Linked DNA regions of Homo sapiens: regions 2 and 3 are each linked to region 1. The links are chromatin loops, found by intact Hi-C in ENCODE. Cell type or tissue: endothelial cell of umbilical vein. All regions are shown on one strand. Each heading gives the region's core, and the rest is flanking DNA. Links, peaks and the distances in the headings are about the cores only.

Evidence for each region. Peaks named below come from ENCODE experiments on the same cell type or tissue, not always from the same donor. Only the 100,000 strongest peaks of a DNase experiment are listed, where the experiment ranks them.
Region 2: it touches region 1 in a loop (6-fold over the local background); 1 of 110 quality-filtered maps calls a loop at or near these places.
Region 3: a loop joins it to region 1, with 2.5 times the contacts of the local background. A loop is called at or near these places in 4 of 110 quality-filtered maps.

The regions. Positions count from the first base shown.
Region 1 is chr2:33,289,818-33,293,817 of GRCh38, reverse strand. LTBP1 (latent transforming growth factor beta binding protein 1) reads right to left here. Exons shown (of 34, transcript NM_206943.4): 20 at 536-658. Among named protein-coding and RNA genes, the nearest start is that of MIR4430, 130 kb to the left of the region's middle. In endothelial cell of umbilical vein, for the core only: no CTCF peak of the experiment used is centred there; DNase peaks (open chromatin) are centred at 2,367 and 3,647; H3K4me3 peaks cover 463 bases; H3K27ac peaks cover 3,563 bases.
Region 2 is chr2:33,236,704-33,240,703 of GRCh38, reverse strand. The region is part of intron 9 of LTBP1 (latent transforming growth factor beta binding protein 1); the gene reads right to left. Among named protein-coding and RNA genes, the nearest start is that of MIR4430, 180 kb to the left of the region's middle. In endothelial cell of umbilical vein, for the core only: no CTCF peak of the experiment used is centred there; DNase peaks (open chromatin) are centred at 343 and 2,363; H3K27ac peaks cover 3,765 bases.
Region 3 is chr2:33,431,254-33,442,519 of GRCh38, reverse strand. It overlaps a transcript of RASGRP3 not described here. Among named protein-coding and RNA genes, the nearest start is that of MIR4430, 18 kb to the right of the region's middle. In endothelial cell of umbilical vein, for the core only: no CTCF peak of the experiment used is centred there; a DNase peak (open chromatin) is centred at 6,239; H3K27ac peaks cover 1,995 bases.

The DNA of each region.
Region 1 (4,000 bases), core at 1-4,000:
TAAATGGCAAAAAGCAAGATATAAAATTATACATAGAACATCTTTATATACAATATCCACGAAATATGAATATTCATTAATGACATTATGTAAGATTGTTACTTTTCTTTTTTCTCTATTTGCTAAATTTTCTAAAATGAGTGTATATTGGTTACTTTCATATCAATTTTATTCAGAAATAATTCCCATGCTATACAATTCCATTTAAAATGTACAATTCAATGGTTTTTAATATATTCACAGAGTTGTGCAACTGTGTGTATTGCTTTTATAATGAGAAAAAAAAATTTAGATGAACCGATCTGTGGCTCACAGACACTCTCTAAAAATACATCGTTTCCCTTTATGTAAATAGATATGCTCTGTATTTAACCACAGCAAGGAGCCACTTTCAGCCAAGCCAACCAATATGTGCTCTAAGTCGCTCGGTCAAAATAAACACAGGTAGCAGGGTTCCCTTTTCTAAGGCTAATTGCTCTAATCTATATTTAAATGAAGTTTAAATAAAAATGGGAAACTTGATCACAGTATTTACCTCTACAGTGCTTGTGGTCCGGAGTCCGGGTATAGCCTTTGTGGCATGAACACATGTAGGAGCCTTCAAGGTTGGAACAATCACCATTTGCGCAGACGTTTGGTTCCAGGCACTCGTCCACATCTTGAAGAATGTTGCGTAATGGAAAGAACAAAAAAAGAAGAAAAAGAAAACATGGATAAAGTTAAATTTGGTTAGAAATGGAAACAGTAGACCTTCAGAAGACCAGGCAGATTCTTAAAGATAAACTTTCAAATTAGCCCAAAGGAGAAAAAGCAGCTTGTCGTGAGCTAAATGGATGACGGTTCTATACTTTAACTTACCTTCTGAAAGTAACTCGGAACCAAATATGCTCTGTGAATAAATTCAAGAAGTAAAGATGGCTTGTTGTAGGGGGGAGGAAGGAAGAGACGGGAGATTTAGTGCAACATCTCTACAAGAAAGCATTTTCCAAAGAACCAAAGATGGGTTGAGGTCTATTTTGGAAATTGATGAATTCAATAGGATGGGAGAGTTCACAAAAGCAAAAGATATGACTCATGACCCAGAGAAATCACAGAGAAGTTTTAACAGAAAGGTGAAAAAGAGTCCAATAAAAAGCTCTAAAATGGCAGTGAATCCATATGATAAAAACCAAGTAATCTAAGGGACAAACACAAGCCTACTGGGCAGTTTGAAGGTAGGGCACACGCTGAAGAGGTAGATAATAATAATAGCACCTAATCTTTATCAAGCACTTGCTACATGTGGGCATTAAAAGCTTTACATACATCATCTCATTTAATCCGAACAAAATCCTTATGGGCCAACCATTTTATGGAGGAAGGAACTGAAGCTTAGAGAAGTTCAATAACCAGCCCAACGCCACATAGAAAATGGTGGTTCTGAGATGTGAACCCAAGCCTATCCTTTTAACCTGACTGTAAGTTTCTGTCACAGGCAAAGTTAAATCTAGTGATAGAAACAGTTAAAGAAAGAGAGAATGTATGAATTGATGTTTGTTTTTATTATTTGCTAACACAGCATTTATATTGAAAATAATCATCTAAAATCTACTTCATTAAAAAATATTAAGTCCCTACTACATATTACTATTTTTCAAAAATAAATAAACATGTAAGTTCTGTGCTCCATTTGAATGGCCCTGGGTAGGTCCACCGTATGTCACAGTGACAGACACTAGTGAGGTATCAATAAGCAAGAACTTAAAGAGGAAAAACTTAAATCACAAAATGCTAAAACTACACATACAATAACACAATTAGGCTTAATCTTATAGGGGTCTATAACATAATCAAAGCATCTTAAGCCTAAGCCAGGCAAACAAGGAGGAAAAGACACGTGACAGCATCTGTTTCACTTTTCAATGCTCACTACACCACGAAAGCAGCAAAGCTTTCTACCCTCTTAAGGCAGTCACAAGCACACTGACAATACAAACCCAGAGTCTAGATTGCATGCATTTGCACTGTATTAAGACTGTATTCTTTCTTACAGTGGAATGCAGAAACGGAGTTGTACTAAAATGTGGCAAACACGTATCTGTGAGTGTGCACACGGGTGTGTTCCCTGCACATACTGAGAAGAGCCAAGGAAATGGCACTGCCTAGGTGCTCTGCGTTGCTTTCACAAAATATCACTAATTATGGTGAGCTGACTCTAGTCCACGATAACAAAAATAGCACTTCCAGACTGACTCATTAACCACCCTTTCCTTGGTTGTGGGAATCCACTTCTGTAAACACTGAAGGCAAACAACTTGAAAGAAGAAGCCAAGCATTGGAGCCAAAGTAAATAATGGGAATGAGCCTAGACACCAGGCATAGAAATTCCAGACAGCAACAGGAAAATGTCATGTTTAGTATCTGGTTTTGTTTCAAAAATGTTAACAAGCTCAGAAATGTATGGATTGCTCTCTTTAATTATTCATGCACCAGGGAAAGTGATTTATAAGGCTGTAGAATATAACAGCAAAATCAATTTCTAAGACCATACTTTCTCTAGGTAAAGTAAATTAACAGACACTGCAGATTACCATTTAGGAGATACTTATAAAACTTCTATTTTTCTAGGCTACTCATGATTAATGATGAAGCAGAATGCCTTGAAATATCTAGGGTAGCCTGATGTGTTTATTCTTTCTTTACTTATTATAGACATAATTGCATGGAACCAGAATTCTGTCAAGCCAATCACCGTAGATAGAACAGTTTGAACTGAAAGTACATTGCCTTAATGAGACTATGCTCCTGAGAAAATAGCAAGACAGTAAAATATCACTAAAGAATCTCTACAAAGAAGGAAGGTCTCCAGAGAGGAACCACACGTAAAAACACTTGGTGGATGCAAATGGTGTAAAATTAATTCAGCATTATATCGTTGGCCCAGATTTCTCTCCTAAACTGTAGAAGCATGCATCCAGCTGGTAAGTCTACTGGACATCTCCTTGATGTCCCCCAGGTACCTCTGAGTCTTTATGGCCAAAACTGACCCCTCCTCTGTCTTTTCTTTATGTTATTTTTCACACCAATATCTAGTACCATTATCTACTCAAATGCCCAAGTCAGAAACCTGAGTCCTTATTTTTACTCTCCCTCTTTCCTCACATTGTTATTGCCCAGGCATACCAATCTGCCCTTCAAATATCTCTCAAATCACCTACTTTCATTCTTTCTCACCCGAGTTACTGCCACAGTCTTTTAATTTGTTTGTCTAAGACTTGGCTTCTCTAATCCATTATCCAGCTTGCAGACAGAATAAACTTTTTTCTAAAATACAAATCTGATAAATGGTGTTGGCTCCTCTACTTTAAAAACCTTCCATGACTTTCAGTGTTCTTCAGTTTAGTCAAGGACACAAACTTGTGGGGCCCTGGGTGGTAATGATAGCAGAAGGCTTGGCCCCCACAGTTCTAGCTTCCAACCCTTGGGAAGATCTCCCATCAATGCCATAAGAAGTGCTATGCTTTGAAAATGGTTTGTCCCTGCTAAAACTCATGTTGAGGCTTGGTTGTCAAGGTGGCAGCATAGGGAAGTCGTGCTTTTAAGAGGTGATTAGTTCATTAAGATAGATGAATGTCTTTCTCTCGAGACTGGGTTAGTTCTCGTGGGAATGAAATTGTTCCCAAGAGAGTGGATTGTTATAAAGTGAGGTTGCCTCTGTGTTTTGCTCTCTTTGCATGCACTTGCTTCACCTGCCACTTCTCCAGCATATTAAGACGCAGCACAAGGCTCTCACCAGAAGTGGCCATCTGATCTTGAATTTGCCAGTCTCCAGAACCATGAGCTAAATCAATAAACCTCTCTTCTTCATAAATGACCTAGTCTCAAGGTGTTCCGTTACAGCAACACAAAATGGGTTATGAAGGAAGCAGGTGGTGCCTACCCACCCCACCATCCACCCCATGGTTGCCTTTTCCCTGAAGCAGAGGGAGATGATTATGCCTCTGGTTTTCATGGTAGAGCT
Region 2 (4,000 bases), core at 1-4,000, 53 kb after region 1:
ACTCCAGCCTGGGCGACAGAGCAAGACTCCGTCTCAAAAAAAAAAAAAAAAAAAAAAAGAATGTTTCCATCACCTGAGAAGGTTCTTTGTGCCCCTTCCCAGCCAACAAACAACTTATCCCCATAATTTTAACATAGGACTTCAGAAATTAATAAATTAATAAGACATTTCTAATTATTAAGAAACAGGAGCAACTGCCTAAGTGATTTTTCCTAGACAGGTAGTCACAAGCTTTCTAAATTAAAGTAAAGGATGTCAGAGACTCACAAACACGTTAAGAACAAAGCATTGGTTGAACTGAACGCATTGTATCTGGATGAGAGAAGAACATTCCAAGTGATGACATCATCAGGCCAAAGTTTAACAACTGTTTGGAACGTGATAGGTGAATGGTAAACCAGAATTCTATTTAGACTTAACAACTGTATGGAATGTGATGGGTGAATGGTAAAGCAGAATTCTATTTATACTTAAAAACTGTATGGAACGTGATGGGTGAATGGTAAACCATAATTCTATTTAGACTTAACAACTGTATGGAACATGATGGGTGAATGGTAAACCGTAATTCTATTCAGACTTAACAACTGTATGGAACGTGACGGGTGAATGGTAAACCAGAATTCTATTTGGACTTCATTGCCTAAAGCTATCTTCTTTCTTTAATCAAATAAAACCTGATTACAATATTTGTCATTTTATAAATAGCTTATTTGTGAAGGAATAAATTCAAATAACAATATAGTGTTTCAGGAGTCTCATATTTTTATTTATTTATTTATTTATTTATTTATTTATTTAAGATGGAGTCTTACTCTGTCACACAGGTTGGAGTACAGCGGCACAATCTCAGGTCGCTGCAACCTTCGCCTCCCAGGTTCAAGCGATTCTCCTGCCTCAGCCTCCTGAGTAGTTGGGATTACAGGCACATGCCACCATGCCCAGCTAATTTTTTTTTTTTTTTTGTATTTTTAGTAGAGACAGGGTTTCACCATGTTGGCCAGGCTGGTCTTGAACTCCTGACCTCAAGTGATCCGCCCACCTCGGCCTCCCAAAGTGCTCAGCCTCCCAAAGTGTGTGAGCCACTGCATCCGGCCAAGTCTCATATTTTAAAGCGTCAACAAACCTTCCTCAACAGATTCTAACTAAATCAAAAGTATTTTAATATTTAGTTTGAAAAATACATGAATTTATTCCTTGTTCTCCCTCTATAGATGACAAATTTCTCTGGAAAACTGTGGAAGTCTGTCCTTTGAAGAAGTGGTATAACCACTGCATACAGAACAACTTCCTGAGTTAAAGAATGAAGGCCAAAATAAATGGCTGAAGGGGCTCAGCACCCACATACAGCCAGTCACCATTCCCTATCCCCATCTGAGCTTTTGTGTTCAGGCAGGCAGTCTAGAAGTTTACAGAAACAGAAACTAGGAAAGAAATTCATACGGACCCATGTGCTCCTCTGGAGTAGGCAAAATCCATGAAGCTACTACAGCTAACATGAAGGAGCTTTACATACTTTTCCACTTATTTAAAACATTTACAGGTATCTCTGCCTGTATAGCCTACCACATACTTCAGCTCACAGATGAAGTTCAGGAACACAAAACTGCTTTTCTTCTAAAACTGCTCTTCTTCTAAAATGGTCAAATATTGGCAATGTCCTATGGTTCAAACTAATACAACAGAAATAAGAGGGCTGGGCTTTTATTAACCAGGTAGTAGAAGAATATAAAGTAATCAGGTATACATGCATAACAAGAGACTCCCTATGAACAACCCAACATAAAACAGCCTAAGTATTTCAGTACATGGGAATGATGCGATAAGGTGACGATGAAGTGAGGACCTTCATCTTCCTTCTACCTCATCAGGATTCTTTACATTTCTATAGCACACCGTATCTCACTGGAACTTCACAACAATTCTGGATGGTGAGCAGTACAAGAATAATTATTCCATTTTACAGAGATAATTTCGTCCAAGGCCATATTTCTAAAAAGGATGGAGAGGATGGGGGAAAATAATAGGAGGAATATTCCACTAAGATCTAGCTTTTGGTCCAACTAGGACAAAATGTTATGTTACCCAGAGCAAGTCTCTGAGTTTCTCTTGATCTCAGTGTCCTCTCCTGTAACACAGAGGGGCTGAACTATATTATCCCCAAGGTTACTTGTAGTTTAAATATTCTCTGACTTCAAAACAATCTGCCAGTTGCCAGGGCTGAAAATGCCAGGGAATAAAGAAAGTATGACATTTGGTGCATAATATATTACGAACAGCACAAGTGCCCTTCTGGGAAATAAATATATTTTTATGCATCTCTTCTCCTACAGGAAAGTATGTATGTTTAACAAAGTGAGTAAGAATTTACTGTCTTCTTAGTGACGCAAGTTTATACAGGAAATGAGGCATGTCCAACAGGAGTCAGGACAAGGTAAGAACAGGACATGAGCATCTTTCTACTGTGTGAAAATATGAAGCTTTCTGGAGATTCATCTGTGTGTGTTCAGCTTTTGCTAGTAAATATAAATTCCATGACAGAATTCCATTAGCAGTATGCCTTCCACTTGAAAGCAGAAAAATACCTCTTAATACAAATACTTTTCCCAGACAGACTATTAAGTTATTTAATAAGGATCACTTAGACAATATATATATTTCTTAAACTTCCAAAGAACAACTTTGCACTGGGTAGACATACCACGAAGGAACATGAAGATATTCTATAGGGTACACACAGGCTTAGACACTTTTAAGGGAACTAATCTATAGATCTTCAGCCTTCAGATGTTTCTTTTTGAAGTCATCTGCCTAAGAATATATTTGCCAATCTTCCTTTCCTATCTTCCCCTTTCCTCAGGGCCTTCTTGCTCTTGACCAAGTCAAGGCATACCTCTTGTCAATCCAGAATCTTTCTAGGCCTTTCTAAGAACACTGTCTTGAAAGGTAAAATTCTCACAGGCACAGAATAAATGAACAATTCACAAATATATCAACCCCAGGATAGAGTCACAGAAAAAGTAATGAGTCCGATTTCTTTCATAAGAAGATCTGGCTTTACCAATTAGGTTAAATGGCAGAGACTGTTTATCAATGGCATGAACCAATTCTGCAGCTCCAAAGTTTTGATGAAATTATTTAATGCACACATACAATATAAATGTGCCAGAAATTAACCTATTGTATCCACTTGACTTTTTAATGAAAATGTAGATGTCAGCTTAAAGATATGTGAACACATAACTTTTTCAAAATTATTCTAGGAGATTAAGAAAAAAATATTTGAAAACCAATGTTCTAGAGCAATTTTACCCAAGGTATTTTACACAAAACACAGACTTTGTGAGACCTCTGCTAAAAGAGGGGTTCTGCAGCCAAATATGTTTGAGAAACACTGCCTATTCTATATACATAAGCATATTTAAAACCCGAAGAGTCCTTTGGCAAAATCTCTTGTTTTTCTGTGTTTAACTTGGTTTTTCTGCACATTTGGCTGTGGGACCCTTTTTAACACACAATCTATTAACATCCTTCTGAACTGGTCATCTGTGGAAACATTTTTGTGAAATGCTGCTCTCTGGGGCCAGCTTCAAAGACTATTGTATGAGTCTCTTCGTGATTATATTTGCTTCTATCTAGGCCCCACTGCCATTAAAAGCCTACCCACCACCCTGTAACTGTCCCATGATTATAAAATGACCATCCACCATAGGATGGATTCAATCACTGGACTCACTGAAAAAAGTCAAACCACTGTGGCAGCAACTCCTTTCCTTCCAATTCTTCTGTCTTCGGGGTAACATGATAAAGGAATTATCAGAGCCCAGAGAACAGCTTGTATTTATTTCTTGACACATGTGTGCTACACATGGACGACGCTGCTAGCAACACACACTTACTCTGTTGGTCTTGGATTCATGACTGTAGTCTACAGATATTACATTAACTTCTCCTTGAAATATTCACAGTAACATGAATCCATCATGGGCTTTCTTCATCA
Region 3 (11,266 bases), core at 4,383-8,382, 140 kb before region 1:
TGACAGCAAGAAATCAGAACAGAGACTTAGCTCTGTACATTTTGAAAACATACTGGGTTTTGTTCCTGATTATAAAAGTAGTACATGCTTATTTATCCTGGAGACAAAGTAGAAAATCAAAATCACCATTATCCCACCAACCAGAAATTTTTTTTCGAGACGTAGTCTCGCTCTGTCACCCAGGCTGGAGTGCAGCGGCGCGATCTTGGCTCACTGCAACCTCCGCCTCTTGGGTTCAAGCAATTCTCCTGGCTTAGCCTCCTGAGTAGCTGGGACTACAGGCGCATGCCATCACGCCTGGCTAAGTTTTGTATTTTTAGTAGAGATGGAGTTTCACCATATTGGCCAGGCTAAGAAATTTCTATTGTTAACAGTTGGTGTATGACTTTTTAGCTCTTACTTCTTTTTTCATATGTACATATATATTTTTTAAGCAAATGGGGTCACACTATATACATAATTTTGTAGACTTCTTACATTCACTGAATGTAAGTGTAAATGTTCACTTAACATTTACTATGAATAGTTTCCAATGTCATTAAATATTATAATGTAATTTAATGTCTGTATAAAATTTCATATTGTGGAATGTTATTTAACAATTCCCTGTATATTTAGGTTAGTTACAAAATGTATCTGTTATGAATAGTCTTTTACACACGCATTATTGTCTCAATTTATGATGTTTTTAAGAATAGATCCCTAAAAGATAGACTTTTTGCTTTTTACTAAAAAATATATTGTGTATTTTGAAGTAAATATTTAGAATCAAAGATCTAGGAAATCTTAATAAAAAGGCACGTATGTGCATTGAAAGTTTAGTAGCCAAACATATGTGCCTGCCTAAAATGGTAAACAGGTGAAGTATTTTTAATGATTAGAAAGTTTAAGATAAATCTAAAACTGTTCTATTCAAAATGCCTTTCAGGCCAACAAGCTGTAAGGGTGTATGTAATTCCATGGAGTCTTCTTCCAGAATTTCCTAGCACAACTAGCCTTCTTGAATTTGCTATTTAGAGATTCCTAAAGAGCTTGCTTCTAGTGCCTGGCTCTGCTGTCTCTGGGCTGAGCGTTGTTTTCTGGTATTGCCACTAGAGAGCAGCCAGGGACAAGGAGAGGAGGTTGACACCCTTGGTCTTTTCTCTTCAGCATAACCTTTTTCTAAAAATTGCACGATCTAATTTATATGTGGAATATTTTTTAAACCCTAAAACACAGAGATACAGAATGAAACAGTGGCCACTAAGGGTGGGAGGAGGGGGGAAAGGGAAATGGGGACATATAGGTCAAAGGATACAAAATAGCAGACACTAAAGAACAAGTTTGGAGGCTGGGTGCCGTGGCTCACGCCTGTAATCGCAGCACTTCAGGAGGCCGAGGCAGGAGGATCATTTGAGGTCAGGAGTTCAAGACCAACTTGGCAACATGGTGAAACCCTGTTTCTACTAAAAAATACAAAAATTAGTGGGTGCAGTGGCGTGTTCCTGCAGTCCTAGCTATTTGGGAGGCCGAGGCACAAGGATCACTTGAGCCCTGGAGGTGGAGGCTGCAGCAAGCCGAGCTTGTGCCACTGCATTCCAGCCTGGGTGATAGAGGGGGACCTTGTCTTGAAGAAGAAAGAAAAAAAAACAAGTTTGGAGATCTAATGTCCAACCTCAAGATGAAATTTAATAAAATTGTATTGTATTCGGGATTTTTGTAAAATAAGTATGTTTTAGCCACACATGTCATACAAAAAAAGTAACTATATGAGATTATAGATTCTTCATCATAATCTTTATTTCACCAGATGACCAAGGGAAAATTTAAAATGAGCCACTAAGGGGAAAAACGATTCTGGAGGTTAATAAATAAGGAAAACCTCTGGGTATAAATGATTTCCATTTTCTCAGAGAGAGTAACCAAAAGATGGAGAATTCTACGAGGGCCATCAAAGTTACGAACAATAGAAGACCTGGAACCTGGCTAAAAACTGGGTTCTAGCATGAGCAACTGGCGCCCTTAGCTCTTTGCAGATGGAGAAAGTGAATCTAGAGCCAGAGGCTCAACATTCTGTATATGAGTCTCAGTTGTGAGGGCTTTGGCCCCTACACATGGTGGTTCCATTTTCCATCTGCCTCTCATTAATGATGTGATCATGGACATGTTACTTAATCTCTCTGACCTCACTTTTCTCAACTACAAAATGTGGCTGGCAATGGAACCTGCCGATAGATGGTTGCAGAGGCAGAAGGAGATAATGGAGATAAAAGGCTTGACATCGAGTAAGTGCTTAATAAATGTTGTCGTTTTTATTTCCAGTTCTCACCTCCCTCCTAAGCTGTTTTCCATTCTCAGCTGTTCGCTTACTATTTCTATCTGACTATTCCATCATTCCCTCAAATTTCCTGTGTTTGAAACCAAAATCCCCATCCCTCTCACTAACTCCCTGACCTGCTGCTGTCTCTTTGGCCATTTCTTTGAATGGAGCCATAAAACATAACATCCTCTTGAACACATTCTCTCCTCCTATAACCATACCCAATTAGTTTGCAAAACGCGTCAGTTTGTTCTCAGATGTGTCTCCATTGGGCTTCTTTCTCTCTGTCTTCATCAGAACCCAGGCCTCGGTGCCCTGATCTCTCCCCCAGCAAGTTCTGCCTCCAACCGGCAGATCTTATGCACGCCATTTCCCTTTTCAGAACTTCTCATCGGCCCCAGGTGTCTTTAAATTCTTGACTCCTTAGTTCACCATTAAAGTCCCACCACCTTCTGAACCCAGCCTCCTCCAGGCACTTCTTTCCTGCTCCATAGGCTCATTCCCTCTGCTGCTGTCAAGCTGGCTGACTCTCAGTTCCCTTGAAGAGTTGCCAGATTTGGGAAATCAGAATACAGGGCCCCCAGCTAAGTGTGAGTTTCTGATAAACAGCAAATACTATTTTCGTATAAGTAGGTCCCATGCACTAAGTCTCATACACAGTCATGCAGTAGGGCACACTTAGACTAAAAAAGTGTTTGTTGTTTATCTGAAATTCACATTGAACTGGGCATCCTGTATTTCATCTGACAGCCCTATTCCTTGGGCGCAGGAAGGCCATTCCTGTCTCTGCTCATGCTCACAGCTCCATTCTTATCATAGATGTCCTCATCTCCCTCATCCATCAGCTCTCCTCCCGCTTACCAAGACCCAACTCAGCCTCAGGCCTCCATGAAGCCCGTCTGGATCAGGTCTTCCTTAGGTGGCACTCATTATCTACGTCATTAATTTGGCTCCACATACAGGATGCTTTGTGTCCTGTATACTTCCCTTTTTTCAACTTAACATTGAGTTTTTCAAGGATAGAGATTATATTGTAAGTTAGAAAACTTAATAAATAGGTGTTCATGGTGTGGTGCTGCTTGTAGACCTGTAATACAGGATGAGACAGTAGGAGAAAAGTCTCCAAAAGCCAATTGTCTGAATTTAAGGTGCCTGTAAATACACAAGAATCATCGTGCAATACCCCTCTACCCCACCCAGCGTCAGGCCAGATGGCAGGTGGGTGTAGTTTCCAGTCTGAAGAAGAAGACCTTGGCATGCTTCTCCCACATCCCTCTTCAACACATCCCCCAAGTTGTACATTGTATTTGGTGACATCTAAATTTCTTGCTGCTTCATATGGTCTCTTCAGTAACCTGATTTTACTTGTATTTAAATGTGAAGGCCAGGGTTGGCTCTATTATTATGTAAACTGTAAACACATGGTGATTGTAGGAGTTACTCTGGAAATAAGGCAATACATTTCTATGTAATTAATTAAAAAGCTAAAAAATTGATAATTTTTTTCAAAATTAGCTAACTCTAACTTAAAATGTTCTCAGCAACTTGTAGATACATAAAACAATCTGTAGAACTACCGTAGAACTATTAAGCAATTTCTAAGAACTGTATTTTAAATACCTGGCATTTCATGAATACAATTTTTTTTTTTTTTTTTTGGCGATGGAGTCTCACTCCATTGCCCAGGCTGGAGGGCAGTGGCGCGATCCCGGCTCACTGCAACCTCCACCTCCTGGGTTCAAGCGATTCTTCTGCCTCAGCCTCCCAAGTAGCAAGGATTACAGGCATGTGCCACCACGCCCAGCTAATTTTGTATATTTAGTAGAGACGGGGTTTCACCCTGTTAGCTAGGCTGATCTCAAACTCCCAACCTCAGGTGATCCACCCGCCTCGGTCTCCCAAAGTGCTGGGATTACAGGCGTGAGCCACCACGCCTGGCCCCATGAATACATTTATAAATCTATGGTCATCTGGAAACCAATGACCAGCAATGAGCCTTTTACAAGTGAAAAAATATATTCTTGAAATAATACATCTAACTCATAATTTTATCTTTCTTAAACCTTACATACAGTTAAAACATTTTCATTCTCATAATGTAAACATGTGAATGTGTCAAATGTGAACGTTGTTTTGAAACTCTAAGGGAAATGAGTTCAACATGATCAGAAATCAGAATTGCTGTAAGCAACATTGCTGTAATTAGAGCCATGTGGCGTGGCAATTAATTAAGTCACCTTAGAGTCCACTCTGTGGAAGATCTAAAGTGGACTCAGAACTGACTTTGCAGCACTGGAATGTCCTGAAAATAAATGCTGAGGGTTTGTTTGTTTGTTTCTTCAGATCTATCATATTTATTCAGATTAATTTCATTTCCCTCTCTTTTTTTTTTTAACCACTTAAGTTCAGCTAAGAAATCATGATCTTTCTATTCAAACATATTATACTTTCTAACAGTTTCCATGGAATTATAATTTTCTAATCAGTAAAAAATAACCCTTAAATTCTCCCAGGAAAGAAGACGGCCAGTGGGATCCACACTGAGCCTGAGCCGAGTCCTGGCCTCCTGTGCCGGTTCTAGCTGGTTCTGCTTTTCTGGCTTCCAGCTTTGCTATCTTCTTGGGACAGATTCTAAACATCCCAATCTCAAACAGGGATAGGGCAAAAGAAATAACAGCCACACATTTCCTTCTGCTCTTCCTTTTCAATAATCCACCAGAACCGTATTCCTCTGTTAGTCATTGTGGTAACATTAATCAAGTTACTCCAAGACACAAATGTGGTTATTATCAGCAGCGGATGCAAATATGGTGCATCATTTAAACAAATGTGCTTGTTTAATGGCAAAGAATGTTAAAAGAATTTGGAATGTCCCTAGTAGCTTTCCAAGTTTTTGTGGGCAACATCAACTGTTCTTGGATTTAATCCATTTCCTTTCAACCTTACCATTTCCAAACCCAGTGACATTTTTCAAGGTACTCAAAACATAATGAACGAATGTTTGGAAATAATAATTTAAATCTACATAACTACTATGAACACTTTCTATCACTGGAAACTATTCAGTGCTGTTTTTTGTGGTTCTAGAAGATTCTCCATTTTCTGAAAAATGAATGTTCAAGACAAAAAACCTGTATTAAAATTTGTTATCTTTGCTTAATTTTATACAAAATTTAAATTTTATATATAACTTTTATACAATTGTCCATTTCTGCTTGAAGGCCTATTTATTAAAAGTATTCTAAACTATTATTCATCAAATAAATTATAGGTGGATTATTAATCAGCAATTTGAAAAGGGCAGACAAGCAGACAAATATCAAAAATATATTTTTAAAGGTGATCATCAATGAAATTATTTATACTATCTAAACCCCTGATAATAATGAAACTGAAGAAAGTTTGTAAAGTTATTGTCAAGAAACAACTTTTTAAAATATTTATTGTAAAAACCTGAAGATGTCATAACCAAGGTTGATTTCTACATTTCTTCAGAGATATGAGCAAAGCATATTGAAAAGTTACATGAGGATCGGACCTCAAATCATATCCATTGTCTGTGGCTAATATCCATAGTTCATGAAGTGCATTAAGACGCAACAACAGACAGATTTTTAAATGACACTTACCTTTGCAGAACTGCAATAATGTTGATCCCTATAGTGAATTGTCTTTTTCTTTCCACTTCATCACCTCTAGCAAGTTTCTCTTCAACGTGCCTAAACACCTAGAATTCCTGTTCTGTCTTCTAAAATGCTGTCATCACCTCCATTGCCCAAATCTAGTTCAAAAGTGAGGAGAGAAAAAAAATTGAAATTTGCAAGCTGTTTATGCCTAACAACAACATTGAAGCTGCTAAGCTTTGAGCTCAATGAATTAAAGGTTGTTTGGCTAAATGGCAGGCAGACTTCCTCCTATTCTTTCCGAACTTAGTTTTCCTGCCTCCAGTGGAGCTTTTTCCTTTCCTGGGCTATAAATAGGCTGGTGGTAAGAGTACTGAGGAAAGAAGAAGGCAGGAAATGTATTTGATTTCAGAAAGCAGCCTTAGGTATATGAGTGCATGTGTGCTTCTTTCAAATGAATACCAACAAACAAACTAAAAATTTGGCCTCAAATAATTCAGCTTTGGTCTGTGCACCATAGTCAACATTTTCTTTAATTTCCTATGGTCTCAGTTTTACTATAAGTTGTCATATCCTATAGACACTTAAATATGGTTGATTCTTCAAGGTGGGAGTGTATGTCTGGAATGAAGGGACAGTTTAATTTGTGACATACATATTTTTTTCCCTTTCAAATATTATACTGTGTATGCCATGCTTTCAAAACATTAATTTTAAAGACAATTTTTAAAACTGTTATTACTTAAGGTCCTTCATATAATTCTATTAGATGTCTATGTATTGATTTGTTATCTAACAGTCATCTATTTATCTGTCACCTCCCTCCCTTACTCTGTCATTCTACACTTACTGTCTGTCAACAGTGTTTGTTTTAGCCACCCAGTAAGTGTTTGTTTTAGCTGCTCTTTACGTGAGTAACACTTTGAGAAGAAGCACAAGGAATTTCTCCATAGGAGGGGCTACTTAAAGAGTGGTCCAAGGACCGGCCAGGCGCGGTGGCTCACGCCTATAATCCCAGCATTTTGGGAGGCCGAGGTGGACGAATCACGAGGTCAAGAGATGGAGACCATCCTGGCCAACATGGTGAAACCCTGACTCTACTAAAAATACAAAAATTAGCTGGGCATGGTGGCATGCACCTGCAATCCCAGCTACTTGGGAGGCTGAGGCAGGAGAATGGCGTGAACCCAGGAGGCGGAGGTTGCAGTGGGCTGAGATTGTGCCGCTGCACTCTAGTCTGGCAACAGAGCGAGACTCCGTCTAAAAAAATTTTAAAAATTAAAAAAAAAAAAAAGACAAAAAAAAGTGGTCCGAGGACCAGTAGCATCAGCAACCCTGGATCAGAACCTCTGGGGCTGGGGCTCAGATGATTAACTTCAGGTGATTCTGATGCTCACTAAATAGGAGAAACATGGATCTACATAATTACTTTGTGTGCATGTTTATTAATATCTCTTCAAAAAGGAATTTAAGAGTAGATTTTTTTAATGTAAGAATCAGAAAATAATGTATATGCTTTTTATGCTGGTAACCTCCATCTAGATGACTAGAAGAGTTTTTAGATCTAATGTTAAGAAGACATACTAATTTCCTAATTACTTGGAGAAGCTACCTAATGTGAGGCAAAAGCAGTGGAAAAAACAAAAGGATAGTATTTAAGAGAGAGACAACAGCACTCACACATGGTGAAGAGTCATCCTACATATAGATAAATTCTAAGCAAATTTTACTAACAGCTATATCTAAAAATTATAAGTTGTCTGAAACAAAACCAAAGTAAACAGTGAAGAAATGAAGCTTCTAATGGAAATACAATGTCCCAGCCCCCACTTTTTTTGTTTGTTTGTTTGAGACAGAGTCTTGCTCTGTCACCCAGGCTGGAGTGCAGTGGCGCGATGTTGGCTCACTGCAACCTCCGCCTCCCAGGTTCAAGCAATTCTCCTGCCTCAGCTTCCCAAGTAGCTGGGATTACAGGCATGTGCCACCACGCCCGGCTAATTTTTGTATTTTTAGTAGATATGGAGTTTCACCATGTTGGCCAGGCTGGTCCTGAACTCCTGACCTCAGGTGATCCACCCGCCTCGGCCTCCCCAAGTGCTGGGATTACAGGTGTGAGCCACCGCGCCCGGCCCCCAGCCCCTATTTTTGTTTAGTGATTTGATTATTGTTTTGAAACCCAGCCATTTCTTGTCCATGCTTGGGTTTCATACTAGGCCCCCGTATAATAGAAGCAATAGGTTGAACAATGAGCTCAAGCCAGAGCTGATAAGGAAAAAGTAAGGGTGTCCACATCCTAAGTACAGATTGGGAGGAAAATGTTTCTTCAGAGAGAAAGAGAGAAACAGAATGCGAGGGAGAGAGAAAAAAAAGACGGATAGAGAAAAAAAGAAAAAGAGAGGTGAATGACTTCCTTGTAATAGCAGAAAGGAAGAAGGAAGTCCATGGTGCTCAGGATATAACAGCTGCAGTGTATTGAAAGAGCTAGAAAGTACATGAGTTGACTTTGGCAAGAAAATGGCTGGCAGTGGGGTAATATGTTTTTGAGAGCAAACCGTGCTCCCATGTGAGAAGAATGAATGCTTCTAAGAAACTCCAAGTACATTTACTAGGCTTCTTTCATTGTCCTCTGGAAATATTCCTTCTATTTTTTGTGGGGAAGTATTTTACTTGTCAAAAAGAACAACGTCACAGAACTCCCCGTATTGCCCATCTCTAGAAATGAATCATTCAAACGTCTATGGGAACAACAAGGCTCTGTATTCTTAATCTAAAATTAATGACAGACTCTCTCAAAAGGCATAGTGGGAAAAAGTCAAAGGCCTTGTTAGGAAAGATAATGTGTGACATTCTTCAATTATTTTGGTTCTGTCAGTGGAGGAAAATACGGTTTTTAAAATTGAAGTCCCTTAAAAAGTTTTCAATATATAAAATATAGAGAAAACCTAAGCAAAAGTTCTCAAAGAAAACGCAAAAAAGAGTCTGCATATTATTGCTTAACTGAGATGAATGCACTTATGTATCTGAGCCTGTATGTCCCATAGGTATTTTTAATAATAGCTTATCTTTATCCCCAAAGTGCAGAAGCTCTAGATAATGACCAAATTGTGGGCTATGAACTGTGTTCCTTTGACTTGAATTGTTGCATCATACTAATGAAAATAAGTCAAAACTGCTAGAATAACCACTCAAAAGAACACAGGTTAAGGATGGCTCTCTAAATCACAGCAGGAATAATGAAAAGGTGGTTGAAAGTTAGGAAGGACTTCTCCATCTTAAAAATAAAATATAAGAGTTACCAACTCTTTGAAAGAGCTAGAAGACTTAGTGGGATAGAAAAAAAGCTTTTCCATTAATTTAATTGAAGTTGATTTGTGTTCATCAGTAGTTTATTTAGACTGATTCTCAGCAAACATAATGTTAAAGTTACCTTGCAAATTAGAAAACTCTTGGCACAAATAAAACAGTGCACAATATCTCCCAAGAGAAGCCCAGCCTTGGTAAAGTTCAGTTGGAAAATCTAAACCAGACTACCTTCCCTGCACTAGACTTTGGTTTCTGTTGGTATTCTGTCACTCTGCCATGCACCTAAAATAAAACAGCATGAGTTTTTGTGTAACAACAACAACAAAAAAGACAACTTGAGACTCGCCGATAATAAAATCTAGAGCTAGTTCAGTTTTGTTGAAGCTAAAATCTGATGTCATAATAACTAAAGGAAATTCTAATTGGTGTTATGGTAAAAGTTTTCCTACTAATTCTGAAACACAGACTCTCATTTTGCTGTTTCTGCTAGTTGTATATTCCTTTGGGAAATGCCTTTGGACTCAGCGCTAAGGTTGTTTGTGAAGCTTTGGAGGCAAAGAAGAAGCAAAACCATCACTGGAAGTAAAATACACAGGAAACAAAACAGACCGTGGTAGAGACAGCTCATGGCACCCATCTGAAGGCAAAAGGAACTACCATGGGCGCCGACAGCACGCGCACCTAAATATTAGCTGATTGTGTGCAGTATTTGTAAGGAAGGAAGGAAGAAACGAGGGGAGAGAGCAGGGCAATGGAACTGATTTATCCAACAACAATTAAACTTTTCATTTTGGCAGTCACTGTAGTCGAGTAAAAAGCCAAGCAGTAGGTTGGTTACTGAATTAATAGTCTATACAGGTTCCTTACTTATACAATAGATTAGTTCGAACTCACAATGGGGTCAATATACTCCATACTCCCCTGAAACACATAATTATGCAATTGAGTTTATATTAAGACTGGCAAGGTGAACACAACCATCAGCTTTATAATTCTAACAAATTGTAGGGTGCAAATTCACACTGGTTAGATGAAGCAAGTTAAAAACAACTGAGTATTCAGAATGACCAAGAAAATCTCTCTTCGTTGCTGCCACTGAAGAAGCCAGCTGCCTATGAAGAAGACCACTTGGTAAAGAACTGAGGGTAGCTTCCCTCCAACAGCCACCAAGAAACTGAAGCCCTTTAGTTTGACAGCCTGCAAGGAACTGAACGTTGCCAATAACCACATGAGCTTGGAAGCACATCATTCCCCAGTCGAGCCTCAGATGACCAAAGTTCCAGCTAATACCTTCTTGCAGCCTTTTAAGACCATGAGGCAGTGACCCAGCTAATCCATGTCTGGCTAAGCCAGCTATAGGAGAGGAGCTCCTATCAAGATGATTTGCAGTCTTATGTAAGGTAATCATGTACATGTGATCCTGGACACTCAAGTCACCTTTGCTGCATTCAGCTGGCTAGAAGCAAGTCACAAGTCCTTCCTGTGATCAGGTGAGGGATCAAGGCTGTGACTACCAAGAGTGGGATTGTGAGGGCCCCCTGTTTTCTGTCTGACACAATGGATGACTGACCTAGAAAGAAGAAAGTAGACATACAGACCATCCTGGCTAACACAGTGGAACCCCATCTCTACTAAAAATACAAAAAATTAGCTGGGCATGGTGATGGGCACCTGTAGTCCCAGCTACCTGGGAGGCTGAGGCAGGAGAATGGTGTGAACCCGGGAGGCGGAGCTTGCAGTGAGCTGAGATCGCGCCACTGCACTCCAGCCTGAGCGACAGAGTGAGACTCCGTCTCAAAAAAACAAGCAAACAAACAAAAAAGAAAGTAGACATCATACACCAGGTGGTTAATATAGGACAGTTAGGGACAGTGCTACCCAAAGGTAAAATAGACAAAACAACTTAAGTTTTCTTCTTTCAAACCAGTGGGAAGTGCACTGCCTTGAGAAAGATCAGGGCATCTCTCTACCGTTACACAAGCTTGAGCAACTCAGGGACCTAAATGTCCTCATGCTCTATCTTTGAGGTCCTTTCAGTGCT